Regions from separate parts of the Homo sapiens genome. Here all the other regions are linked to region 1. The links are chromatin loops, found by intact Hi-C in ENCODE. Cell type or tissue: IMR-90. All regions are shown on one strand.

Region 1 (4,000 bases):
AACAGTATGCTAAAGTGTGCATCTTTGCTACATATTCACAATGTAACTTGTATCCTACTTAATTTGCACAGTATTAGTATTGTTACTTATTAATGAAAACATTTAAGAACTAGTAAACACAATTCCTGAACACTAACACCTAACATTGCAATGAATTGATGCGGTTTATGATCTTACCTCAACAGCAGGAGTGGCGTGGGTGAGTTCTAATGAGAAATTCTCTGGCACGTGGTTTGATGAGATTGTCACCAAACTGTTGAGTGACTGGTGACTGTTGTGACTCTGCCGGCTGCCCATCTGCCCTCTTTCTAAGGTAGGAGATGAAGATGGAGACGATCTGTGATGAGATCTGATGGGCAGAGTGCCATTTATGGTAGGCACCAATGTGATGTCCCCTTTGTGAATCTGCCGGGATGGCCTTTTTGGGTGGTGCTGGTAAGTTGATTCGGCCACCCTGCAGTTATAGGATCTAGTGTCTTTCTTCTCGCGGTTACACCTAGTTGCAAATAGCACCATAATAACCAGCAACACTGCACAAATTGCTCCTAAGGAAATAATTATTATCATGGAGACATCCAAGGATGCCTGGCTTACTGAAGTCATTGCTGTACTTGTCACCGACTCTGCATATTCAAAGATCATGCACTTCAGAAGGACTTTGGTATGTAGCTGAGGATTGCCTTTGTCCTGAATGATAACTGACAGCTCCCATTCTGTGTAGGGAACAGAATCCATGCTAACGTTGGTATGGATGTCACATGATCGTGGATCAATTATGAAGATATTCTCCTCATTACCTGCTACTATGGCGCAGCTGAGTTCAGCATTCACACCAGAGTCTCTGTCAATTGCCCTTATTCTTGTGACATGAAAGCCACTTTCAGCCCCTTTGGGAATGGTGATTTCTGCCGTATTATTACGCAATGCAGGCCCTATAACCACAGGAACGTTGTCATTTTCGTCAATGATGGTGAGCACAACTGTGGTATTGCTTACCAGTTGCTTCGGGCTTCCTCCATCTCTTGCTTCTACCACAAAAGTGATCTGACTCACTTCTTCATGATCAAAGATTCTGAGGGCATAGATGGCTCCATTAGATGGGTCAATGGTTACATATGTAGTTATGGAACTTCCTAGAATAAAACTCTCCAAGATGGTGTATGTCACTTGCCCATTTTCTCCAAGATCAGGATCTGTGGCTGTAACAGTGGTGATATATGCCCCTGGTGAGTTATTTTCTGAAATTACAAATTCATATCGGCTTCTCTGGAAGTGGGGTGGATTGTCATTGATATCATTGATTTGAACTGTAAAATGTTTCACTGTAGAGAGACTGGGTGTCCCCCTGTCCTCAGCGATTACAGTCAAACTATACTCAGATCTCTTTTCTCTATCCAGTGTGGCATTAGTTAAGATTAAATAATTGTTTTCATATGTCTTCTGAAGTTTAAAGTGACCATGTCCATGAAGCTTACAAACTATTTCTCCATTCAGCCCAGAATCCTTGTCCTGAACTCTGACCAAAGCAACAAATGTATCAATAGGATCCCCTTCAAAAATATAAGATATTTCTTCTTTTCCAGGGGACATGAGGTTGATGTTAATTTCAGGTTTATTGTCATTAACATCCACAACCTTAATTATAATTTTGCAATGGGCTGGGATTGAATTTGGACCCAAATCTTGAGCCTGAACATCAATCTCATAGGATTTGGTGATTTCATAATCCACTTGCTTGAAAAGAGTCAAATGTCCTCTTTCAGAATCAATTTTAAAAGTCTCCATAATTTTGGGAGACACATGACTGCTGAAGGAATATACAATTTTCCCATTAGCGCCCTCATCTGGATCCGTGGCATTCAGATCTAAGAGCAAAGTGCCAACCGGGGAGTTTTCTAAGAGTTGTATTATATAAGATTGCTGCTCAAAAGCAGGGCTGTTGTCATTGGAGTCTGAAATGCTTATTTTTAGTATGGATGAGCCAGACCTCTGAGGTACTCCCATGTCTGAGGCAGTGAGCTGAAGCTCGTAGCTTGACTTCAGCTCCCGATCTAACTCTCTGACCACTATGAGTTCTGCATACTTGGCTCCATCAGTCCTGGTCCGAACCTCGATATTAAAAAAATCATTGGCAGAGAGCGAGTATGTGTGGAGGGAATTTTCCCCAACATCTGGATCAAATGCACTGTCCAGGGGAATGCGAGTCCCAACTGCTGCACTCTCAGATATCTCAATAGGTATGAGAGATCTTGAAAACTGGGGAGAATTGTCATTAATATCCAGCACTTCAACTTCAATATGGAAAAGCTGCAGATGCTCTGTGGGTAGAGTGATCACATCAAACTCTATGGAACAGTTCAAGTTTTTCTGGCACAGTTGTTCACGGTCAATTGTAGCCCCTATGCTGATTTCCCCATTATCCTCGTTTACTACAAGTAGAGGAGAATTTCCCCTCTGCATGGCTCGAAATCGAACAGTAGAAGGATTAGGAAGCTTCAATAAAACATCAGCCACATCCTCTGATAGTCTTGCAATTACTGATCCAACCCTCTGTTCCTCATAAATCCTGTATTTCAAATTCTTGCCCAGTACATCGTGGTTGAAAGATACTATCAGAAGTGCAAAAACAAACCTAAAGTGCATTTTAGCATTCATTTGGTGCATTGGTCAGTTTATGAGATTTCCCTCACAGAGCAAGTTAAAACAGCAAAGCAATTGCCTCAACTTCCTTTGGCAACGTAAAGCTACATTTGGTACTTGAAACTTGAAAGCGTCTCTTAATAACACAGCACAGCAATTAACAGCTCGCAAACTTTTGTTTTATACACACCGTGTCACGACTTCCAGATACCTTCGGCATGGAGTCCAGTCCTTGCGTTTGTTTGGTCGTTCGTCCTCTTTCCAGGCAGGAGAGTGTCACCTCCGCGTTTTCTCCCTTGTGTAGTCGGAATCCATCTATTGCAGGGTGCCGGTGGAGTCTGCAGTGTGTCTTTCCTGAGCGATTCTTTCTCCCTTTAGCTGCTCGGCTGCAGACTAAACACCCGTGATTGCTGACTCCAGTCTAAAATCTGTACAACTTCACTTCAACTCAGACAAAGCTCTTGCCCAGCGTGTGTTGAATCGCTTCCAGCCAATCAGCGTGCTTCCAAATCAAAAGCTGATGGAGTCACCCAAGGAGGGAGGGCGAGAGTGGAGGGTGGGAGAGAGAAAGAGACGGAGAAGGAGGAAGGCGGGGGTGGGTGCGCGAGGGAGAGAAGGGGAGATGGGCTGGTGGGGGCTGGGGGAGGAGATGGGAGCCAGTCCTTCCCTGTTCCTTCCTTCTTCCTCCCCACTCCCCCTCCGCCTTTCAATCTACTGCATTCACTTTCTCTGAGCGTGCCATGACAAAGGGGAGACAAATTACAGAAGAAAAACTTTAAATCAACTTCTGGTCGCCTTTATTTATATGGCACGTTAAATTCTTCTTGTTTTCTTAATTGCCCTTTCTTCTGCCACAGACATGTAATCATCTTGCTTTTCATAGTCCTTAAGTGCTAGTTTAACTTAAAATACCTCTAAGTGCGTTTTGTTGGTGGAGGAATTTAATACAATTTGAAAACTTGCTTCTAATTATGCTTCTCAGACCACCTCCTTCCCCACTCCCTCTGTAAATACTTGGGCCTTTCTCCTTCCAGGAGCACAAGCAGATTTTCTTGGGGCTCTGTTTTTAAAGAACGGAGCAAGTAAAGAGGTTTCATTTTCTGTTTTCTTTCATCTTTATTCTTTGAAGATAAAAAAAGGGCTATCTTGCACTCTTCATTTCTCTTAATTAGCAAGACTTAAGGGAACACCTCAGAATTTGGAACTAATTAACAATATAGTTCTACCTTGTATGATTTCTTTCCTTGAGTTTGGGCAAAATTGTTTGTAATATTTCTTTGTCCTGTACTTCAAAAAAATCCTATTTATCTTGGGTAAAAGACACTGCAAGCTTTAGCATGCCAATTTCTACCAAAAGGCA
Region 2 (4,000 bases), 1.1 Mb after region 1:
TGCTAATAGCCACATTTGGTCACTGCCTGCCACACCGGACAGGGCAGTTACAGAACATCTCTATCATCACAGAACATTCTATTGGACTGTGCTGCTCTAGCATGTTCTGCTCTAAGACATGCTCTGACCTGTAGCTTCAATGGGTAGACATTCTTGAGCCAAAAGAAAGCCTTAAAAAGTCATGTGCAAGGGAGAAAGCTTCCATTACACACGGAACGGAGCAGCCTGCTGGGGACAGGAGAGACACAAGTAGTCTGGCAGCTTCCAAAATAAGCGCTGAGAACTCTTCACAAATGCAGCCCAAGAGGATACAGAGATGGGATCATCTCCTTCCAAAATCGACTGCTCCTCTCCCTCTGCCGGAGGGTTCAGCTGAGAGCAGCGAGTTGAGGAGCAATTCCTCATGTAAATTAAATGGAAAGGAAGGGCTATCCTGGCACTCAAGGATTTGGAAGCCAATAGCACCAACATGATTAAATAATTGAACTGTCTCACCTTGCCCAGTCAAGCTGGATTCCAACGAGGGTAATTAATCTTCATGTGCCTGTTATTCCCTGCCCTGCTCCTGTTCAAAGTCAAGTTTCTCAACCTGACTGTTTCTTGCAAGAGAAGAAAAGGGAGGAGGAAGCAAAATAGGAGGGCTTCCTCATAGAAGGGCATTAGTACCGAGAAATCTTCAAGTCTAGTCTTAGTGAAACTCCCCTAAAAAGGCAGCATTAATGCTGTAATTGTATGCAACGTTACATGCACATTTCAGAGAAACGAAAATATTTAGGGTTTATAGTTGTTCTTAAAGATTAGATATGGGCTGAGCACGCTGACTCATGCCTGTAATCCCAGCACTTTGGGAAGCTGAGGCCGGTGGATCACAAGGTCAGGAGTTCAAGACCAACCTGGCCAATATGGTGAAACCCCGTCTCTACTAAAATTAGTGGGGCATGGTGGCAGGCACCTGTAATCCCAGCTACTCGGGAGGCTGAAGCAGGAGAATCACTTGAACCTGGGAGGCAGAGGTTGCAGTAAGCCGAGATCATGCCACTGCACTCCAGCCTGGGTGACAAAGCAAGACTCCGTCTCAAAAAATAAATAAATAAATAAATAAATAAATAAATAAATAAATAATAGATTTTAGGACTTTCCTTCAAGAAACTCTCGGTCATTTTACTTCCACTACCCCCAGAAATAAAAGAGACAGTGACTGAGACAGGCAAGGAGGCCAAGTAAATGTCCCCAGCCTTACCTTAGTTCCCAAGTTAATCATTGCTCAAACGCAAAGCCCAGGTAGGGGAAGGAGGAGCTGGTCATAACATGTGTTTAAATTCATTAATTCACTCAACAAACATTAATTGAGTGCCTGCCATGCCAGGCACAGTTCTAGGAGCTTGATGTATCATCTCTGAACAAACAGACATGATCCCCGGACTGGCGGAAATCACATTCCTAACACTCATACTTGGGTCTTTCATTCAACCACACTTTATCCATTAATCATATGAGTCAATTTTAAAAATACAAAATTTTAGCATATATTTATTTTGCATCACTTTCTATAATATGATAGCTTGACTCCTATAAAAGTGTTTGTGAGGGTGCATTAAAAATAACTATAATCCCCAGGAACTTCCCAGAACTATGCACACTGTGAACCTGGTTTTACACCAAGAAGGAGAGAGCTTTCCAGCCAGGATCTATACACGTCCACCCAGCTCCACAAAATGATCAGCCAATAGCAAGGTGCAGCCAGCTGTTGGGCCTATCTCTGCTCTGAAAGAAGTAGATACAGGACAGTAGTTGTTTGACACAAAGACAAGGACAAGTGAGATGAGATGAGAGAAGCAAACAAAAAGTAAGAAAAATGAAAAATAATCTCACTGAATCATCCACCACCCCTAAGTATGTATTAATGGACCGATAAAGTATGCCCTGGAGAGTCTTAATACTACAATATTAAAACCCGTGTACCAAGAAAAGCAAAGACGGCACTTTATAACAAAGAGAGTTTGGGTTCTGTGTTGTTGGTTTTCTGGTTCTTGCTAATGTTCTGGTTTTTAGCTTTGCTCACTTAGATGTTATTTTCCTTTAAAGGGCTGCTAGCCACAGAGACCGTTTTCCAAACAAAGTGCAATGCTGCCCCCTGGTGGTCGAATAGTGTGAGAGCACCTGTAGAAATCGGGCATCTCTCCTAGTTCTGCCTAGATTTCGTTTTGCTATCTTTTCATCCTCTGGAGTGCAAATATTTCTCCCTTAAAGATTCTCAGCACAGAGATATTTTCTGGATCACCTGTTTCACACACTAATCAACAGAGCATTTTATCCTAAAATATGAACTGTGTGCTGATTACAAAACAAGCCGTGGTGGTGAGTTAATTTTGCTTATAAAAATTAAGCAATCTCCCTGGAGGAAGCCCAGAAATCAATCCTATTTCATATAACCTTTAGAATTCTGATTGGAATTCTCACTGGAAAGACATTTACTGAGAACTCAAGCTCAAGGAAATCAATGCCTGGGTCTAACAGACATTCCACTCCCAGACAAATGTATTTGATTTCAGATCATCCTTCAGTCTTTGTACTGGGAATAAACCTAAGACCAAAAGCTCTGAAAATAACAATGCAGGCGATACACCGCACTCTCAGAAGCCTCCTTCCCGAAATGCATGAAAACACAACAACTAGCTTAGAGAAAATTATATCAAATGAAAACACGTGGGGAGGGGTTGGCCGTAGAGCTAATCAGGACATAATTAGCTGAGAAGTCCAGGCATATGATCTAGTTTTCTGCAAACCATGATCCCTACCACCTGCATCAGGGTAACTTGGGAGTTTGTTAAAAAGGCAAATTTGGAGACTCCACCCAAATCTATTGAATTCAAAACTCTGGGGATAGGACCCAGAATTCTGCATTTTCCAGGCTCCTCGGGTAATGTGCACACTGAATTTTGAGAGCCATTGAGTAACACTTAATAAAATTTTAAATTTCCATTGAGAAGATTTCCTATTCAGAACTTCTCAAACATTATAAAGCTATAAAAAATAAACATATCAATTAATGCTTTTCCTTGATTTTCTCCAAAATTAAAAGGATATTTCTGATAATGGAAAGGCCCTGCCCAACCAATAAACAATGATCACAGCCAACCAAAATCAAGAGTATCACTTGTAATTGCTGATGATAATTTCTAATTGTACTTGTTACCGCAAAGCCATTCCTTTGAAAGCCCCATCAGTAAGTAGCATGAAGTGATTCATTAAACAGAAGCATCCACTAAATCAGAGGAGAAGACAGCCTTAAGATTACTACACAGATTTCTGCCCTCACAAGAACAACCTGACTAAAACAAGCAAAAGAGAGAAAGAGAGAAAAAGAGAGAGAGAAAGAAAGAAGAAAGAAAGAAACAAGGAAGGAAGGAAGGAAAGAAGGAAGAAAGAGAAAGAAAAGAAAAAGAAAAGAAAGAGAAAGAAAGAAAAGAAAGAAAGAAAAAGAAAGAAAGAAAGAAAGAAAGAAAGAAAGAAAGAAAGAAAAGAAAAGAAAAGAAAGAAAGCAACAAAAAAATGCAAGCAACTAACATTTCCCTGTTTTTCACCTCTTCTAAACTGCATGGCTGTTCTTGGTGCTGCCTCCTGCTCCCCTCCCTCTCCTGGACCATGATTCCTGCCTCTCTCTATCATCATTTTATAGCCACTTGTCATCGGGTCCCGTTCCAGGCTGTGGTGAGAATGGTGTGTGCTCTGGTCTTGCCAAGCCCAGGCAGAGGTGCCAGCACAGTCAGCTGCCTCCACACAGGCTACAGCCGTTGAGCAGATGCCAGCACCAACAGGTTGCATTTCATTGTTCCCCTTTATCGCCTGAATGCACCACAGGAGGAGAGGGCGCGGGATGGAGAAAGGCTTGTGTTTCTGCCTAAAGGAATCGGCATGCGGCTTAAAGAGGGTCTGCCTGCTCCGCTTGATCCACCCAGCATCCCTCAGTCACCAGCAGAAAGAGAAAGAGAAGCAGATC
Region 3 (4,000 bases), 78 kb after region 1:
CATCATCACATGTGAGGCCTTTCATGAGGCTTCTCTAGTCTCATCTCCAACATTTTTCTTCTCAGGACACCTTTGCTTCAGCTCAAAAAACTATTTGCAGCCCCCACCACGGATTCTCCACTGTTCAAAATCTGTCCTCTTCAGAAATTGCTATGTCCAACCAAGTCTTTTAAGGGAAACTACACTGCTGAAAAACCTACTGAAGAAGGAGATATCCCTTGGATATCCCTTGGATATCCCTTGGAAAAAGTGACAACCAATTTTACCAGACAGTGGTATCTAAGTCAGCAAATCTGGTAGCGTCTTGCACAGAAAATCATGAGTAAGAGGAAAAATGGTAATATGTTGGGTTATTCACATATGAATTTGGAATTATTTCTTTGGAATTTGAATGGAAAATTGTGAAGATAATCAACCACGGATAGCAGAAATAGAAACAAGAAAATAGACCATAAAGGGCAGAGACCAAGAGTGGAGACTGATCATATTAACAAAACTAAAATAAGGAAAGCATTACTTTCTTTTTATACATTAAATAAGTGACAACAATTGTGCTCTATTATACCTGTTAACAAAAAAGACCATGAGATCTTTGGAGGAAAAAGGAGAACTTTACTTTTTTAAAACAATCTGCAGACTGGGGAGACACAGACTTTGGTGCAAACCAATGATGCACTCTGGGGTTGGGGGTTGGAAAGTTAGAGATTATAAAGGCAAAAGCTGCAGGGGGAGTCAGGGGAGTGTAGAACAGAGTCTTAATTGGATGGCGTTTAAGCCCCAAATCACCACTTTCTCTTAATTGGCTGGTTCCAGGTGGCTGGTGGTTGGTTGGCTTGTGCCATGTGGTTCTTTTATAGTCAGTTAGGGAATTCTCAGCTGCAGTTGTTTCCAGGAACTGTTATTTTAGTTAGTTGTAGAAAAACAGGTTTTGCAACACTTTCTAAGGACACAGTGACTGCTCCCTCACCCTGCCATGGGCTCTGGTGTCTGCTTTTACTTTTGAGCCACAGAGTCTGGGAGCATAATTGTCTAATAACTGGGAGCATGATTTGACTTACCATATTGAAAACAGGTGTTTTTTAAAACTCTAATTTGAAAAAAAATTGATATAGATAACATAAAACATGATTTCCAGGCTAATTTTTGTTACTCTTTTTCTTTTGAATGAATGTTCTTAAAGGTAGTAATTTTACATTTAATTGAAAATTTTCTTAAACTAGAGAAATTAGGAATCCAATTTACCTAAAAGTAAAACAACTAAAAAGTTTCTCCACATTCTCCAGTGTAATTCTCTTGTGTGTTGTTCTTCAAGTTTCAAACATGCATAGTATAAACTGAGATTTACCTCTGCTAACAAATTTTTTTCCTCAATTTTTGCCAAAAAGTTCATTCTTTCATTTCCTGGTAAAACAAATAATGGAAATTTGATTCCTCATACATGTAACTTTTGAGTGAGTTTTTTTGTTGTTGTTATTAAAATAATGGAGTACAAGAAGTATGAATTAGCAATAGAAATAAGATAAAATAATTTTTTAAGAGTAGGACCATATATTTTATGTACTTGCCCCCCCCATCCCCCCCAAAATTAGATATCAACATAATTAAAGTTTTTCTTTGGCACTAACAGCTTCTAAAAAGAAGGAATACTGAAGGGATTTAATCAGCTAATATTTTATTTATTTTATTTTTTTATCAAGTCCAATATTTAGTTTACAGATGACATATTCCAGAGAATATTTGAAGCCTGTCATTTTTTTTATTATACTTTAAGTTTTAGGGTACATGTGCACAATGTGCAGGTTAGTTACGTATGTATACATGTGCCATGCTGGTGTGCTGCACCCATTAACTCGTCATTTAGCATTAGGTATATCTCCTAATGCTATCCCTCCCCCCTCTGCCCCCAACAACAGTCCCCAGAGTGTGATGTTCCCCTTCCTGTGTCCATGTGTTCTCATTGTTCAATTCCCACCTATGAGTGACAATATGCGGTGTTTGGTTTTTTGTTCTTGCGATAGTTTACTGAGAATGATGATTTCCAATTTCATCCATGTCCCTACAAAGGACATGAACTCATCATTTTTTATGGCTGCATAGTATTCCATGGTGTATATGTGCCACATTTTCTTAATCCAGTCTATCATTGTTGGACATTTGGGTTGGTTCCAAGTCTCTGCTATTGTGAATAGTGCCGCAATAAACATACGTGGGCATGTGTCTTTATAGCATCAGCTAATATTTTATAATGCATTTTTATTTCTGAATTAATTATGCTAGCTTTTCTCTAAGTCAAAAGTGGCTGGTGTAGCAGTAACAGCGGTGGTGGGTGGAGATGGGGAATGAGGAGATATTGACCAGATAATTCAGAGCAGATTCCATTCCCATGGATATGAAAATAGAAAGCAAAAAAGGCAGGAAGCAGCAGTGAATGCAATAGTTAAAATGCAGCTTGCTTTGAAGAGGAGGGGGGAAGGGTGGAAGGAAAGAAATAAGCAACCAAAGACAGGTCATGTAAACCATGAGCCAGGAAGTAAATTCTTTAAAATGATGCTTGCCAGAAGCTAAATTCTTGTAAATGTGGGCCTTTTTTTCCCCCTAATGCTATTACTATTGGAATGAGGAATACTTGGGGACCGGATGAGGAAAAGGTCAGAAGTCACTAAATTGTAATTTTATGAAGAATGTAATTGCTCTGCTTTCGTTTTAACGTTAAAATCTATAAGCCCAGGAAAAACAATTCTCCTTCTCATGAACTACCCTTTCCAACATTTCTAGAAGATTTATATTATATGAGAAAAGACTCTCCTCCCAAAGTATTGGTTTATATTTTTAAAATCTGTTTTTAGTTTGGAGTTACTGGGAGGAGGTAGGAGCGGGCTGTGGAGGAGGGAGGAAGTTGTTAGTCTAGAATGGCTGCTGCTTGGGTGGAAGTTGGATGAATCTAAATGACTTAATAATTTCAATTCTCTGGAGTTGGTCTGTTTCTTATCTCAATGTCTAAGGAAAAAATAATTTTTGGCTAGTAGGCATAAAAATTTTTCAATTATTGAGACATCAAATATCTGCTAATCCAGAGTTAAAGCTTAGCTTCAACACATTAAAGATGAGATTTAAAAGTACAGGTTATACTGTAGCACATACATTCATACATAGAATATTGATATTCTTTTTCAGCAATAAAAATGATGCTTAAGGAATATTGCTCCAACAGGCTTTGGTGTTAAGAAGCAATTAATGATATAGCAGTTTTTGTTTGTTTTTTGCCATCGCCATAAACCAGTAAATCATTAGCATACAATTCCAGATAGTTACCGCCATTAACCAAGTGGCTTGAGTAGAATGATATTAAAAATATTTAAAGTAGTAAACACTTTGGGGAAAAAAGTGGAGAGAAGAAATATCTTTTTTTAAAAAAAATTATCTTCAGATGTGTCTCACTGCATGAACTTTAGTTCAGTGAAAATATGTGCCTGCAAAAGTTGCACGAAATCTTGATGTGACTCTTACCATAAAAGCTTACCTTCACTTTTAAATTTCCTTAGTGTGACTGATTTTCCCCATTAGATAAAATATGTTTAAATTTCAGGCACTGACAAATAGCCATGTAAACATCTATCTGCATGTTCATAAGGAAAAGTATCTGCTCAAGGGATTATTAACATCATTTTAAAAGAAAATATTTGTTTCTTCTTTTGGATTTAAAATGATTTTAAAGGTTTTATGTAGAAATACATAATCAAAGGGATAAATGCTAGATTTTAAAGAAGTATTTAAAGACCCTGTCATGTTGGACCCCTACTGGCTCCACTAGGAATGGCACTGTGTCTGAGAGGCCAAGAAAGAGACCCAGAGCCTGCAAAAGAGACATCAAGTTTATTGAAGACTTACGTATGGGATGGTCCAGTGGTAGTGGGCTGGACAGGACAGATGCTACCACTTGTAAAAGCATGTGGTCTATATAGCAATTTTCACTTTGCACACTCCACGTAGCAACCCCCAT
Region 4 (4,000 bases), 170 kb after region 1:
CAGTGGTACATAGGATTCAAATGGACCTCTGTTAACATATGTGTTTGGCATGCGGCAGGTGAAATGTTAATAGAACCTGATAATCTCAGTCACATTGTTACTGGGATATTCTTCCCAATCTAGAGACATCGTGACAGTCTGACTAATTTAAATATCATAAAATATAGTGATTATATAGTATTTTGAGAGGAAAGTAAGAGTAATAAAATCTGAAAATGAGTCAGTTTTGTTTTGTTTTGTTTTTGAGACGGAGTCTCGCGCTCTGTCGACCCAGGCTGGAGCGCAGTGGCTCTATCTCGGCTCACTGCAAGCTCCACCTCCCGTGTTCACGCCATTCTCCTGCCTCAGCCTCCAGAGTAGCAGGCACTACAGGCGCCCGCCACCGGCTAATTTTTTTATGTTTTTAGTAGAGACGGGGTTTCACCATGTTAGCAAGGATGATCTCGATCTCCTGACCTCGTGATCCACCTGCCTTAGCCTCCCAAAGTGCTGGGATTACAGGTGTGAGCCACCGCTCCTGGCCAAAATGAAGTCAGTTTTTAAGACATGTGGACAAGAAACAATGTTAGATATGTTTAAATAATGGTGCATATATTTATTTGCAAAATTATTAAAGGCATATAAAAATATTCAGATATATCAGGAAAATATTATTATTTATCACTTACTGATAGCTAATAATACATTTCATGTTAGGGCTGAGCACTTAGAGAAATTTAAAATCTATTTCTTTCTAGATTTGTGATTTAAATTAAAAACCTGAAATGTGTTTTAAGTTCATGTTCAAACATTAAGAACTTTAAATTGGTGCTACAATCTGAATGTTTGTGTCCCCTCAAAATTCATATATCAAAATCTAATCATCAGTATACTGATCATCAGTGTATTAGCAGGTAGGGCCATTCAGAGATGATTTTTTTCACTTTTACATTTTATAATGGATTAGTGGCCTTATAAAAGACACCAGAGAACTAGCTTGCTTCTTCTACCATGTGAGGAAACATCTAGAAGGTGCCATCTATGAAGCAGGAAGCAGGCCTTTACTGACATCAAATCTGCTAGTACTTTGATGTTGGACTTTCCAGCCTCCAGAACTATGACGAGTAAATCTCTGTTGCTTATAAGCTATTTTCAGTTTACGGTATTTTGTTATACCAGCCTGAATGGACTAAGGCAGCTGGCAATCCATTTGTTGGGATTTGGAAGTGTGTTAAAAAGCACTTAAATTTGGTTTCTTCTGTTTCACACTGACTTAGTCTGCACTGAGTGAAACATAGCTCTAGGCAGTAAGTCCATTATCAATATTAAGGTTATTTCTTTTCAGTTTTTGGAGAAGAAGCAGTCATATTGTTGGCAAACTCACTTATGTTAAACAGTTGTCCTTATTTAAAAATAAATTAAAACCATTAAAAAAATCAGCGAAGAATTTGAGACTTTAAAAAAAAGAAAAACAGAAATTTCTTTTGACTTGCTTAGATTTAAGATTGACTGCCTAAACAAGAAGAGAACATTTCATTATTTCTCCATATTTTCCAACCTCTCTGTTAATAAAACTATGACCTTATACTTCTGAGATGGTAACTACTTCAGAACTATTAATTGCTTTTTTAAGTTTTTTTCTTTCCAAAGACTGCAAAAATAACCTACCTAAGAGCTGTTAATTATCATTAAACAGTGAACACAGACATTTTTAGAGGGTTTCTCAAAGTTGTGTCATGATTCCCAAGAACAAGAGGAGTTAGAGTTACATCAAGCATGAAACATGTGTTTTGAAAAGTGACTTGATTCACAGGGCTAGAACTTTGCATGGGAGCTGAAAAGACACTTTGTTTAGTTTTAGCAATAAATGAGATAAAGTTCCTGGTTTTGATATGTGGCTGCCTTGGAAAATAACATTTGGAGAATGTATATGAATCTGTAAAAACAAACACATACTATAGAGATCTTTTCAGCATGACTGGAACTGACAAAAATCCAGATGTTCTCTTTTTATGTTGTTGGATCACCACCAAAGAGCAAAAAATAGCACTGATCTCTGCTGACCGGTATCATTTGAAGAGGAAGTACTAGCCCTACGACAGCAGGAATTACTCAACATTCTTCAACAGAGGCCTGGAGATCCTCAAAATTTAACACATTCATGTGCACATATGAGTCCCGGTTACACTTGCAGTAATAAAAGTATTTGCTTAACTGCATAAATTATCAAGGTTGGCCACCATCTACCATCTATACGAACTCAAAGTAGCTAAATTATCAATTTTATTGAAGCTTCAGTTTTTATAACAAATCCTGAATAGGTAAGGCCTTTTATTCTTCTAAAAAAAAAAAAAACAAAAAACAGACTGTAAGATAAGTATATTTAAAAAGCCAAATACTTGCCCATCAGTAGCATGACAAACTGCCAATATGTAAGTTTGAACACAAATTTTAACCTTGCCATTCTCCACCCTCTTTTGCTGTGCCTCCTCCAAAGGCCATAGCTGGACAAACCTACCCTTCTATGGAGGCATAATTTCCTCTCTCTTTTCATTTTCCATTTTTTTAAAAGTAGAATTAAATAAAGTCTTAATTTAAAAAATAAAATATAGTAATAGTTGTAATAATTGAGAAACACTGTAAAACCAAAAGGATGTTTCATACCCAATAATTAGGTGTGTGTATCTGTGTGTGTGTGTGTGTGTGCATGCGTGTATTGGACATACACAATTTTCTGAAGTCTACTGAGGCAAATGCAGAGCAAGTGTGGGGTGTGTAGTCGGGGTGGAGGAGACTCAGGGGACCAGAAAAATATAAAGGGTGGGAAAAAAGAAACAATATGAAAGCTATGGGAAATCAACTACCTTTGCCTTCACAGAGAAATAAATAAGTCTATGGGAAGAGAAAGAGCAAAAAAAAAAAAAAAATGAAAACTATTCCCAAAGTAAAAATAAAACAACTGAGAATTAAAAGAATCAATAAAGGTTAAATCAGTGAGAAGGCAAATCTTTGAGAATTAAGAACACAAGCAATCAAAACAATAATTTCAAAGTCAGATGAAAAGTAAATCTTCATTATGCCTTATTTTGCCTTAAAATATAAAAATATGAAAAACAAAATTTTATAACAAAAAATTTAGATGTGTTAACTTTATCCATTTATTCCAAAAGATATATTAAGAGCATTCTGAAAAAAGATATGGGCTGATTTTATAATATTTCTTTAATTTTAAACTCATAGTTATCTACTCTATTATATATATTACATATATATAAAATTTAAAGTCATGTATAAAGAAATAAAACTGTTTAGAAAATAGAATACTGCTACAATTCCAATTAAGCTAACTTGTTACCTGGCCATTTATTGTAATAAGGAATATAGTTGTCTCAATAAACTAACTATTATTTAGTTTCCTTAATATCATTCCACTTCTGCACTGTGTAGAACATGGTTTTGGCTAAAGTCATATGATTTTAAAAAACCAACTTTTTAATAGTAAATTAAGATGACAACTCTAGGAAAGTGTGTGAAAAATTTTAAATATATCTTAAAGGTAATTTTATTTCTAGATACACCATAAATATAGTTTGAATACAAAAGAATAAATCAAACAATGCAACTCATCACAATCCATAAAGAGAATTTTTAATACATGGCAGTCCCTTTAGAGTTAATGAGTTGTCTGACTCTTAGGATGATGGCTTCCATCTGGATCAGCTCTTGGCAAGTTGATAGCCAGGCATTTAACTGGATCTTTAAAACTTGATTCTGTCAGCTAATGACAACAACAAAAAAAGATAGTATGCAATTATTTCAATCAATCAATCAACAAGGATTTTTGTGCACACATCATTTTGTCATTATTGTGCTAGATATAATGGAAGTTTGCAAAAATAAAGGATATGTATGACATATATCAGTCTTAAAAAGTATGTAAATTAGGCTTGAAGAGGTAAAAACAATACACATGAAATAATTAGCCAAGTTAACAGCATATTCTTAAAGAGTGATTTATAGA
Region 5 (4,000 bases), 250 kb before region 1:
AAAGAAGAATAAAGTTGGAGATATAGAATAGTTTTTGGAAATTAACATCGATTTCCAAGTTGATCTTACATAATTATTCAGTGAACATCTAAGATTTCTTTAATTAAGAGAGAACATAATTTTTAAAAATGTTTAAAAGGCAAAATGATATAAAAAGCAAGCCTGAGCAATATATTAAACAAAACAAAAACAAGAAAATTTTTAAAAACCAAGTAAATAAACAACCCTCAGGGAAAGCATTTACTCCCTCTGAATCTCAATTTCTTCATGTGTAAGTGAAAATGATTGGTTTCTATTTCTAGTCAGAATACATTTTTTCCAAAAATTTTTTGAAACAACATAGGAAGTTAAGTTTAATAAAATGATTCTATTTTAACTTAAGGATAATTTGAATGAAGGGAAGAAGAATGAAAAAATATTAGGTGAAGCCAGGGAAAAAAATCTTGCTTATCTATAAGAATATTCAGATCAATTTTTTGAAATATGAAATTATTTATGAGTCACACGGCATACAAGTGCAAAAAAAATGTGTTTTCTATGGAACATGTGAAAAAGAAAAGGGACATGAGGCCTTGGTAGCTAAAGAATTGATGTTCCCTAGGTGAACCCCGCATGACTGAAGCTGATATTAATACAAGAAAAAAGTGAAGGTCTTCGGAAGATGCCTTTGGTACTTCTTACTCTCATACACAGAAATGTCACAATTCTTTAAAACAAAACAAAGGTCACTGATGTAGTAACTCATCTGCAGAGGAAAGGAATCAAACGTGCAATGCAGCAATAGTGCCAATAGGAGAAAGATTCAGATCGAATGGCCAGATAAGTCACTAGTTTTAACCAAAAGAAATTTGCTGTAAGAGATTGAGTTCAGTCTTCTATGTTTTGCAAAGTTGGTCAAAGGAATAAACCACTTCTGAACATATAATCACTGGCTATTTTTATTTAACTCATATAGAAAGAGAAAGACTTTTCAAGTGGCTAAAATTCCAATGTTCAATCTTGTGTATGAGACATTACTTTTTTCAATGCCTTTCATTCTTTGCTTTACTTGTTGAAGTTTAATTTTTTGTTTATATGGATTGTTTAAAAGCAATGTATGTATAAGGCAGTGTGTGGCAAACAGATTAAATTGCTTAAATTATACCCCCTTCTCCTTGATGTCTTTGGAAATGGTGATTGTAGAAAAAATCTGCATAATAATATTTATGAGCATTTTGAGTACCATTTATATTAATAAATAAATAGAGTTGAAAAAAGGAAAGGTATTATGAGACCAATATGTATATAAAGGTGTGACCATTGTAAAACTTTATGGGTTAATATCTGAGGATAACATTTTATAATGTTTTCTGTTATTTGTCACTTTTTTCAGATTTTCACTTGCAATAACGATTTTGCCCAGCTAAATACTATATTAGTTTCAGAATGATTTACTTAATATTACTTTATGTACATGATATGCGGCTATAATATCCTCTTATTTAAAAGAAGGACCTTCATTATCAATGAGCACGTCTACAGCATTTTTCTAAAGTGCCTCTACTTGTTTGTCTAACTATGAACTTGTGGTTATAGTCTAATTATCAACTTTATTTGAATAAACTAAATTCTGTAAGTGTCCTCAATTATTTTACTCCATTTTTTTCTTTTTCCTAATTATATATTAAAAAATAGGACTACAGATTCTGACAATTTCTCAGAGTAGCTATTCAAAGGTAGCCAGCAGATGTCTCTCTTAGACTCATCCAATCAACAGAATGTGCTCCTTTCTCTTTGGGCTATTACAGTTGTAAAGTTACTCATCAGGTACCTGTTCCCCAAGGTACTGTCAGTGTAATTTAAACAGACTACTAAATGTTAAGATGATCTAACTCCAAAGCAAGAGAAAAAATTGTTTGTTTGTATGTTTTTTGTCTTTAGAGATATAACTGCCTGGTTCAAGAAGAAAACTATGAGACATCATGAGGTTTAATGTTTAAAAGTAATGATACCTAAGGCACAATAATCTTAAGATTGACATTTGGGGAGAAATGAACATTAGGTCTAACAAGGAAGTATACAATAAATGCCAACAATATGTGTAACACTGTACTGTATTTGCATACATCCATTTAGCATGTTTCTAATTTATGAAATTCTGATTTATTAAAGAATTTTAAAGTGTAAAGACTGAAATTATATATTTATTCAGTTATGTGTATGTACAACATAAGAAAGTTAAAATTTAAAGGCACCCAAATGATGGTCAATTTTTCCCCTTTATACATGTCTCTACCACTTCAAGGAGGCAAAGTGATTTACCACATATGCTCTCTTTGCACTTATGCCATGTCATGAATTGTGATACAACTCAACAAATGACAATTACTATTCATAAAATTATTGAAACTATAAGGCTCAGTTTGCAAATTTTATAAACTTCCTATACATCATTCTCTTTAAGGTTTAGTCACTCTTGTTTTTAATCACTGGCTATATATCCCTTGAACAAGCTTTTGTACACACAACCTTAAAATCTGACAGCTAAATATGCATGTACATTTCCAGAAGTGGAAAATAACAATTTTTCATGATATAAACACTATAGTTATCTTAAAACTGACTCTGATATTTAGATTTGAGTTGGACTGTTCTATTTGTTGGCTTTAGTAGCCGTTTTTAATCATTTGCCCAAACTTAGTTTATTGTCGTCTATTACTCCTGTGTTTTTTAGTAAAATTTCATATTAATCTTACAGGTAAAATTTGCTTCATTCAACTTTGTTATTTTATATTCAAATTATTTATAAACACACTTATGACACTTTATAAATCACACAGGTAATCTATACTTATGGAAAATGTTAAAGCACATACAGTTTGCTTTTCTCCCATTGCTATCTGTCATTTCCCCAGTTCCTTTTTGCACAGAAAACTTTTGAGACCAGTTTTTATCAAGATATTAGATGAATTGAAACACATGCGATCTTCTGTTTGATACAAATAATAGAATACCACATTGTGGAAAACCAAAATTAACAATCGCACAAATTTAGTTAAGTCCAAATCTTTACCTACTCTGTGCAAACAGATTAGCATCTGGACATGACCGGGATGAAACACACAATCATGCTCATGAGTCTCACCTCACCAAACTCAAGTGAGCCCTTAATTATCCCTGGCAAACTTACAACTTTTCCTAAGCTACTCACTTTCCTAACCCTGAGGGTGATTATTTCATTCATCTTTCTGCTCTTTACATCTTCAAAATCTCCTTCACTCAGCGTATCATTTCACTTTGTTTCACTGATAAGACAAAAATAATCAGAAGAGACAATCAGCAACCTTTAATAACCACATCTATACTCGTCACATATACTCGCCTTCATTCCTATTATTCTGCACTCTTAGCAATGACCAGCTGCTCATTCTTATACTAGATGACATTCTGTTTTGTCTACTCATGCACTAGACTCGGGTAGGTCTTCTCCTTTTCCACTATATTGCTAATTGATTTCTATTAGATTATTCTCATGATGTTATTTCTATTATTTAAAGCACAATTGTTTAAGCAAGCAATCTCTCTTGTTGCTATTTTCCTCTCCAACCATTAGCACATTCATCTCCTCCATTTATAATGAAGCTATTTCTTCCGAAGTTCACCCTCCCCTTCTCTTCTGAATCCGATTATATATGGTTATTATTTGTGATTGTTCAGTAGACATTAGAAAAAAATCTACAATCAAGATGATTTGTCAAATTATTTAAGTAATAAATGTCTTTATTATTATTTGATATTTCTTCAGTAAAGAACTAAAATAATGTTTGTTATAACTATCCTCATATTTTCTGTAAGTTTTGCTTCATGGTCTTTGATGCCATGTTCTTTTCTGCATAGTTATTCATGAATGATGTTCATAATTATCTATCATATAGTATTAGTTTGCTAGGGCTACTATAACAAAGTACCACCAACTGGTTGGTTTAAATGATAGAAATTTACTTTTCCACAGTTTTGGAGG
Region 6 (4,000 bases), 130 kb after region 1:
CTGAGAGAATCTTCATTTACATAGGGTGAATCATCACTCCAGCCCCTGATTGGTCCTGGGCCAAGGTCCCAGCCAAGCCTTCATTACAGCCCCTGACTGGTCCTAGGCCGAAGTCTTGGGCCAAGCCTTTACCTCTGCTTCCAACTGGTTCTTTTCACTATCATACCTCTTTCTGAGAGGTGCTTTCTCCAAGATGGCCTTCAGACCAGTCAGCACATTCCTCCCTCTTCCCAGTCCATAAAAACCCCTGGACTCAGCTTCATAGCTTGCAACCCTCTTTCGGGTCCCCTCTCTTTGCTGAGAGCTTTTCTGTTCCCTAATGAATCTAACTCTGCCTTGCTCACTGTCCATTGTCTGCATGCCTTAGTCTTCTTTGTCATGGGACGAGAACCCAGAGCTCACTGGTGGTAAGAGTGAAAGAGCTGCAACGCTCCCTCCCACTCGCAGAACAACAGGAGTGAAAAAGCTGTAACACTGACACTGAGAAATGCAGCACATTTAATTTTAAGAGATAATATCCATATCGATTTTCCCAAAAAATTCAGGAAATATCTAGACATAGAAAAGCATTACCTATCTGGGACTAAAGAAGTCAATATTTTCAATGTCAATAAATAGAAAACAAAAAAATAAGATGCCATAAAGAGTTTCAGCTATTGCTTCCAAAACTGAGATGTCTTATGTAATGAATTTACTTAATAATCTCAAATCACTGGTCATAAACACAAAACTGTTTTTTTTTTCAGTAACTGTCCACATCTATGCAATATTGAAGCTCATATTATTGGTGGATAAAAACTATATTTGTTAATAATTCTTTGGCCCAATCTCCTTATGTTCATTCACTTTCAATTATTCAGTCTCATCTTAGTTTTTACTTATCTCTATTCATTTAAAAAATTTATTTCATATTCTAAAATATATTCTTTTTTCCTTCAGTTAAATATGAGCTGAAGTTCTAATGGCTGCAAGATAGGATGGGTTTGATGTGACTCTCACACTTCTTCCTGTCTTCTTTTCTTGATACCAGCTTCTCAGTTATTGATGAGGGGAGAAGGAGAAGGAAAACACAGATCCTTTCTTATCTGACAGCTGCAACACACCACTCTCTCTCCCCACCCACTGCCCATCCCCACTGTTCTAGTATTTTGTTTACAGGTTCAATGTAGAGATATGGCAGCTCACTCTGAGCAGTGGCCTTGGGCATTGGTAGTTTCTTGAGAGTTTACCTGTTATTCCAGCAGAATTCCAGGATGTATATGGTCTCAAGTAACAAATCCTCTCTGCAGCAGTCTCAACAAAACTGAATCCTGATTGCATCCATCCTAGGGTTAATTCTAGGGTGGGCACCCGCAGGATCCTATCCCACACTGCCTGGGAAGTGAGAGTGTGGCCTCTGCCCAGGGCCCCTCTGCTGGGCCTCTCCCAGCATGCTCTCCCACAGTTTGCTTCTCTACTGTTTCATTAGCACAAGGCATGCTTACAACCAGAGTTCCAAAAATGTAACACAGTAAGTTTTACTTTCCTGGGTCTTCCCTCCAATTACTTAGCTTGGGAAAAATAAAGCAGCTGCTAGATTTCAAGAGACTAGGGTTACATCTTTGTACTGGGTAGCACTGAAGAAATTAGGTAACGTTTTGTTTTCATTCATAAAGACAGAGTTTTCAAGCTGACAAAAAATCTTTCTCTTCTTTTTTATCTACTTTGTCCTGTAAAGTTTCCATGACTTATTATATAAGACAATTTATAACTCCTGGTATCTTAGCATTTTTACAGCCGAGAAAGGCAGAACTGTGCACTTCGCGCAAGACAATAGGACTTGAAGCTCAGCAGGCATGTGATTTTGTAATAATGTCTAAGGAACAAATAGTTTTCAACTCTTCATGTTTATAGTGATGATTCCAGGCAGTTGTATTAGTTGATTTTTTTTAGTCTGTTTTTGAAAAGTTTAGTCTTGAGGTTTGATTCCTGAGAGAGAAAAAAGTACTTTATGCATCTTGAAGCAGGATGGCATTAAATTTCCTACTTCCTTCTCATTGTTTAGTTTAGCTGGTCAACACTCAGGGCTAACTGTGAATTGCCTTGGGAGTTTTAGGGAGGTTAACTATTGGGTTTCATCTCTAACTTCATGTAAAGCATCTGCAAATAATCAAGATACAGAAAGAAGCTCAGAATGGAGGCAGCCTTCGGGATTTGATTTAGCTAAACCTTCCTGTGAGCCACATTTCTTTGTTTACATACATTCCTGCTCTGAAAGCCAACTTCCTGTCATAAAGCTGCATACCAAATTTGAGTATTTAGAAAACAGTGTGGCTCAAACCATTATAACTCTGGAAACAGACTTCAAATAATTATTATTTTTAAAGGTTATGCTATAAAATGCAGCACCTCATTCTAACCTTCACAATTTAAATTATTTTCATATAACCGCACACATTTTTAGCACACACAGAGAGACAGAGAAAGTGAGTAAGTGTGAGAGAGAGAGAGAGAGAGAGAGAGAGAGAATCAGTGCTATTCTCTGCACAAAAAAATCTCTCTCAGGATAGACCTTGTTTGGAGACACCAATGAGACAGTACAAAGACTGAAAAGGAATGGAATGTATTTTTCAAAAGTGATAAATCCTTGAGAGAAGACACAATGTATGACCAATCCCATATGGTATAAATTTCAGCACTACAAGTTTCTCAGATAATTCAGATGTCATGGTTCCTTTGGCTCCTTCAATGTATTTTCGTTTTATCAGTTATTTTCCACTTTCTAGATCTTCTATATCTCTCTTCTTTTTCAAAATATTACTCAATACTTCCTTACCTGCTTTATCCTGATATTTCATTCTCTCTCCCAACAAATCTCTTCTTTTTCCTCCATGATACCTGTTTTTAGCATATGCTCTAGGTCCGTAGTTACACTCCTCCTATTCTAGCCTGCTACCGTCCAAGATAGAATTCATAAGGCTCAGTTTCAAGCCTATGACTAGATCTTATTAGATTTAATTAAATCAAACCTCAACTACCACCCAGAAGTTGTAGTTTGCAAGGTCATTGATGAACTGCCTGTTATTAAGTCAAAGAACAACGGGCAGTTTTCACCGTGTATTTATTATACTTTCTGTAGAATTTGGATCTGTTTGCAGCACTCTCCTTGAAAACTTATCCTTCCTCAGTCTCTATGACATTGTTGTTTCTGGGTTAATCATCATTGTGGGCTCCACTTCTTCCATCAGACTTTAAATCTTGGGGTTTTCTAGGATATCATTTTTAGATGTTGTTTTCTTTCTAAGCTGCACATATTTTCTATTTCTCTTCCATAGGTAGATGATGATTCCCAAATCTACATATATAGCCTGTGGTTTTCTCTCACTTTTTGTATCCTTTTAGTGACGAATTCCTACCAATCTTACCTACAAATCTCACTTGGATCTATGATTTATCTCTATCTTTTATCAGAGAAACAGTAAAGGGCCCTGGACTCAAACTCCCTCTGTGCAAGTCCTGGCTGTGTTTCTTGCTACCGGCGTAATGGTAGGTAAGTTATTTAACCTCTCTGTCTCTCATCGTCCACATCAGTAAAATGAAGATGGGAAGAGTAACTTACTCACAGGATGTGCTGATGTTATGACCATTACTATAGTTCATTTCACCATCTTTTTTTTATTTCTATTTTTTTAGGCCTTACTTTGTCATCTAGGCTGGACTGTAGTGGTGCTATCACGGCTCACTGCAGCCTCAAACTCCTGGGCTCAAGTGATCCTCCTGCCTCAGCCTCCCGAGTAGCTGGGACTATAGGCACATCCCACCACATCCAGAAAATTATTTTATTTTATTTTATTTTATTTTATTTTTGTAGAGACAGTGTCTTGCTATGTTGCTCAGGCTGTTTTACAGCTCTTGACATCAAGCAATCCTCCCACCTTGGCCTCCCAAAGTGTCAGGATTATAGGCATGAGCCACCATGCCTGGCTTCACCATCATTTTAAAATCTCAGTTGTCATAATCT
Region 7 (4,000 bases), 640 kb after region 1:
TGGCCAGATGTAAAGCAGTGATGTTAAAGAGACATCATCTACAGCCCTGTCTCCCCAAAGAGATCCTCCTGCCCATAGCCTCCTGAACTAATCTCCATGACTGCCCTCCACACCCAACATGAAAGCCTTTTCCAAAAATGTTTCTCTATATTCAGGGACCCCCAGATGTCTGCTATCTTAGACATCTTGCTTCCGCATGTCATAACATTGCCTCCATTCAGACAAATGAGGAGCAACTTAGATCCTGCTGCTTCCCTAATGTGTCATTCTCCTTCCTAAAAGCTTGGTTTGGGTCCGTTATTCAGTAGCAGCACATGGCCATAGAATCTCTCTTCTGGTTTTGCACACTTTCTGCTATCTTTCCTCTTCCTTTGTGTTTAATCAGCCCTGTTGACAATATCCAATGTGTCTTTCTTATGTGATCTCTCTTGGAATCTCAGGATTTGAATGACTTTCATCGTAATGAAGGCTTCTGCAGAGTAATTGATTTTGACCATGAGTACCTGTTGAAGTCACAGCAACTTCTCCTTCTAGATTATCTTACAGCAGTGGACCAGACAGCAGTGCTCAAGAGAGGCAAGTATGTCTTTAAGGAAGCTTCCTGCTTGCCGGGGAAAGCTGCAGAGTATGTGGCATTCAACTGTCATGTCTACATCCATGTTGAAAAAGTCTTTCGGCTTTAAGGATAATCAACCCGCGGTACTCTTTCTTTAAATAAAGGTGTGTTAATGAGTCTGCATTTGGTGTTTTCAGTAACTGTAAGGTACAGGACCAAATAACAGTTGTAGTATTTTTAGCTTTACCTTTCATGTTCAGTAGTTATTCTTGAAATAATTTGAAACAACAACTGACCCTGCAAAATTTGATTTACCCAACCATACCTGGTACCAATATGGGAACTACAGCAAAAATTGCCACATTTGTGATGTGGCACAAGGCCATTTTTTTTCTGGAAGTCTTCATAAGAATAATAGTATTTTTTTAAGGCTACAAATATTTTCACAAGCATGATCTCATTTTATTCTTACAATGAAGATAGTTTGGACCCCTAAGAAATGTAGGCAAGCTTAATTAACTTACATATTGCACTGCAGTCTTTGTGAACAGTCTGTTAAATGCATTATTCAGCTGTCAGTGATTTAACATAAATGAAGTTATCTTGACCCACTGTATGCAGCATATGCTTTTAGGACTCTGGAGTTGCAAACTCACTGTCCACAAAGATGCATTACAGTCATTCTGCTGGTGTTTCCCAGTCTGATTTTTTATAATCAAAGATTTTGTTTAAATAAGGCTGTCCTCTATCTCTCTCCCTGAGCAGGAGGGACCCACTTCCAGTCACCTCACTCAACCCCGTGACAAGGTTTGGCTGCTAAATAGAGACAGCCAAGTAAAACAGCTGCTGTGAGTCCTGGCCCAGGTTTGCCAGGTCTTGCTATCTTTGTGTATTTGCATATGTCATTGGGGTATCCGCCCCTTTTTCCTCGCGTGAGAAGCTTGTGTTTCTATAAGTAAATAAATAATATAACTAACCCACCAGAAGAATAAACCACTCTGTCACAGATGGCAGAAAAAAGCTTTCCGTGTATCTCACCATTCCCTTAAGAGCATGTTTTCTTTTCTCCCTAGAAATGCTATCAAACAAAAAGTGGTTCAATACTGGCATCCTGTGGCTGGAGAGATTTATCAAATCTCTGAAAATCTCAGCTCCTTGGATTCTGAACATTCCCTGGCTGTCAGTTCTCAGCAGCCTTTCACCATTTTCCGAGTGCTATTTGGTTACCTCTCATTTTTCATGGAAACAACCTAGGTAAAATGCATTTTGATAGACTATCATTTTCACAGGGCTGATCTACTCATGCATTATCAGGGTAAAAATAAATGATAATATAAAGGTTTTGGAATTTTACCTAATGAAAGAACATGATATTAAATCATTGAACAAACTGCTCCAAGCAAAGGCTCTTGGTCTCTAAGTTCACATTGAGTTTCTCTCTAACAAAATGATCATAGAGTAGTTGGGAGAAGGGACAGGGCGCTGCTTCAGGATTTTGTTGTTTGTGCGTCTGTGTGTGAGTGTTTTGTTTTGGCCAAAGGCTAAGAAAATACTTCCTATTGCAGCAATAAATATTATGAATTTTCTTTATTTTACTACAAGAATGCTGCCTCAGAGAAAAATCAAACAAAATTACGGAGGACTGTTGCTTTTTGCTACTCACTTTCAAGGCAGCTATAAAGATAAAGAGTTACAATGATCGCAGTTTAAAAGCAGAATTGCCATGCTCCCTGGTAAGACTTAATGGCATTTTTGAGAACCAAATAACCATTATGGGACTACTCCATTGCTGCTAGTTTCACAAATGGCTAACACTAAATTTGGAGGCCTTGGAAATGTTCAAAACATCATTAGAGATAGAAAAATAGCAACAAACTTTAAAATTACATGAACACCAAAAGACATCAATGAAGGATCAAGCATGAAAACCGCTTGTTGAGATGAACTGACAAAGAAATAATACAAAGTACACACGTGCTTGTTAGCAAGAGGAAAGAACTATTAGAGTTGGCTGACTCCAAACAGGAGGAACAAAATGCCTGCTAAAGTGGGATCGAACAATGGCTTTGCTCTTTCATCATGCTCCCTTTCTTCTAGTCTAACTCTAGGACCACCAGCTCTTTCTTCCTCAATTCTCTTAATTTTCTGTGCTGCTCAGGGGTTTTAACTGTCTTGGTTAGTATGGGAGACAGACAGATTTCACAGCGATGAGTGCTAATCTATCCTAAATGTTAGCAATGAATAAAGCAACCCTAATGGTAAATGGTATTTAATAAGATCCCTTTTCCCTCAGAACAGGCTCTATATTTAGTGTCTAGAACACAGAAAACTTAAAAATATTCCACAGAAAGCTAGTGTGATCTGAGAAGAAATAGAGATTAAATACTCAGTTAAGGCAATCAGTGTGCCTGTGTCAGCCATAAAGCACCTCATTTGTATAGTAACATTTCTTTGGGGAAACAAAATCCAGATATAAATATTAGTATAAGATCTAAAGATGCAAAATTCCAATTGAATGCTAATAAAAGGTATTAATAAAACTCTGCTTTAAAGGACTGACTTCTCAATGAGTCTGCACAGCACACTAGAGATTCAATATGCATATCAAGGTTTTTGGTTGTTTGTTTTTTTAGTAACACTGGCATTATTTATTAATAATTTAACCAGAAATCTCCCCAAACTTTTAACTGGAATTTAAAAAATTAATTATGGTAAAGTAAGTAAATTAAAACAAAGAAAAAGTATGAAAGCTATGTTCTAAACTCACCACATTCACCAGCGAGAATAGATCTGCCCTTCTGGCTATATTTGTTACCTACCTATCTCTCTCTCTCTCTCTGTCTCTCTCTCTCCCTCTCTCTCTCTGTCTCTCTCTTTCCCTCTCTCTCTCTCTCTCTCCGCCCCCCCCACTTCCACAAGGGATCCAGTCTAGAAAGAGCATGAACTTAGAAGTCCAGCAGATGTGGGTTCAATTCCTAGTTCTATGGTTTAAAATACATACACTCAAAAATAAATTCTCCATTTTCCTGAGCTCTGGTGTTCTCATCTGGACTTGGGAATAATAGCACCTCACACATCAACCTTGTTGAGGATTGCTTGAGATGATCATGTAGGGGAGAGGACTCAGGAGAGCCTCTGACAGAGAGATATGCTTTCAACACAGGCTATTCATAAGCACCCTTCCTACCTAGTCATCTACTATGTTTTCTCCTCCCCCAGTTTAACTGGTCACCAAGTCTTGCTGATTTTTCCTTTTAGTATGTTTCACTTTCTCTCAGACCCTGCTGATACTGCCTGTCTTCAGAATCCCCCTCAATTCTCATCAGGATTGCTGCAGTAACCACCAAAGTCAATATTCTGTCTTCAGCCCCAACCTATCTTAATCCATCCTCATAACCCCCAGGGTGATTCTCCTAAAATATAAAACTGCCTGAGTTTGACTTT

Evidence for each region. Peaks named below come from ENCODE experiments on the same cell type or tissue, not always from the same donor. Only the 100,000 strongest peaks of a DNase experiment are listed, where the experiment ranks them.
Region 2: a loop joins it to region 1, with 8 times the contacts of the local background. A loop is called at or near these places in 3 of 110 quality-filtered maps.
Region 3: it touches region 1 in a loop (5-fold over the local background); 6 of 110 quality-filtered maps call a loop at or near these places.
Region 4: it touches region 1 in a loop (6-fold over the local background); 14 of 110 quality-filtered maps call a loop at or near these places.
Region 5: it touches region 1 in a loop (5-fold over the local background); 17 of 110 quality-filtered maps call a loop at or near these places.
Region 6: it touches region 1 in a loop (7-fold over the local background); 7 of 110 quality-filtered maps call a loop at or near these places.
Region 7: it touches region 1 in a loop (4-fold over the local background); 2 of 110 quality-filtered maps call a loop at or near these places.

The regions. Positions count from the first base shown.
Region 1 is chr4:137,529,425-137,533,424 of GRCh38, forward strand. PCDH18 (protocadherin 18) reads right to left here and starts at 3,070. Exons shown (of 4, transcript NM_019035.5): 1 at 178-3,070. The coding sequence starts at 2,664. RefSeq lists an enhancer at 2,979-3,098. In IMR-90, a CTCF peak has its summit at 1,838 (motif pointing left); DNase peaks (open chromatin) are centred at 997, 1,897 and 3,127; H3K4me3 peaks cover 4,000 bases; H3K27ac peaks cover 3,707 bases.
Region 2 is chr4:138,679,060-138,683,059 of GRCh38, forward strand. No RefSeq gene overlaps it. Among named protein-coding and RNA genes, the nearest start is that of NOCT, 330 kb to the right of the region's middle. In IMR-90, a CTCF peak has its summit at 2,133 (motif pointing left); a DNase peak (open chromatin) is centred at 2,132; H3K27ac peaks cover 149 bases.
Region 3 is chr4:137,607,359-137,611,358 of GRCh38, forward strand. No RefSeq gene overlaps it. Among named protein-coding and RNA genes, the nearest start is that of LINC02172, 64 kb to the left of the region's middle. In IMR-90, a CTCF peak has its summit at 3,796; a DNase peak (open chromatin) is centred at 2,493; H3K27ac peaks cover 1,643 bases.
Region 4 is chr4:137,703,600-137,707,599 of GRCh38, forward strand. It overlaps LOC105377444 (a long non-coding RNA gene), which reads right to left. Exons shown (of 2, transcript XR_939236.1): 2 at 3,606-3,757. Among named protein-coding and RNA genes, the nearest start is that of LINC02172, 160 kb to the left of the region's middle. In IMR-90, no CTCF peak of the experiment used is centred here; a DNase peak (open chromatin) is centred at 1,932; H3K27ac peaks cover 2,581 bases.
Region 5 is chr4:137,282,200-137,286,199 of GRCh38, forward strand. No RefSeq gene overlaps it. Among named protein-coding and RNA genes, the nearest start is that of LINC02511, 71 kb to the left of the region's middle. In IMR-90, a CTCF peak has its summit at 1,716 (motif pointing right); no DNase peak of the experiment used is centred here.
Region 6 is chr4:137,662,062-137,666,061 of GRCh38, forward strand. The region is part of intron 2 of LOC101927414 (a long non-coding RNA gene); the gene reads right to left. LOC107986314 (a long non-coding RNA gene) reads left to right here and starts at 3,410. Exons shown (of 3, transcript XR_001741842.2): 1 at 3,410-3,525. In IMR-90, no CTCF peak of the experiment used is centred here; a DNase peak (open chromatin) is centred at 2,190; H3K4me3 peaks cover 284 bases; H3K27ac peaks cover 3,539 bases.
Region 7 is chr4:138,174,032-138,178,031 of GRCh38, forward strand. The region is part of intron 11 of SLC7A11 (solute carrier family 7 member 11); the gene reads right to left. SLC7A11-AS1 (SLC7A11 antisense RNA 1) reads left to right here. Exons shown (of 7, transcript NR_038380.1): 6 at 441-576; 7 at 1,630-4,000. Among named protein-coding and RNA genes, the nearest start is that of LINC00616, 45 kb to the left of the region's middle. In IMR-90, a CTCF peak has its summit at 1,671; a DNase peak (open chromatin) is centred at 1,530; H3K27ac peaks cover 880 bases.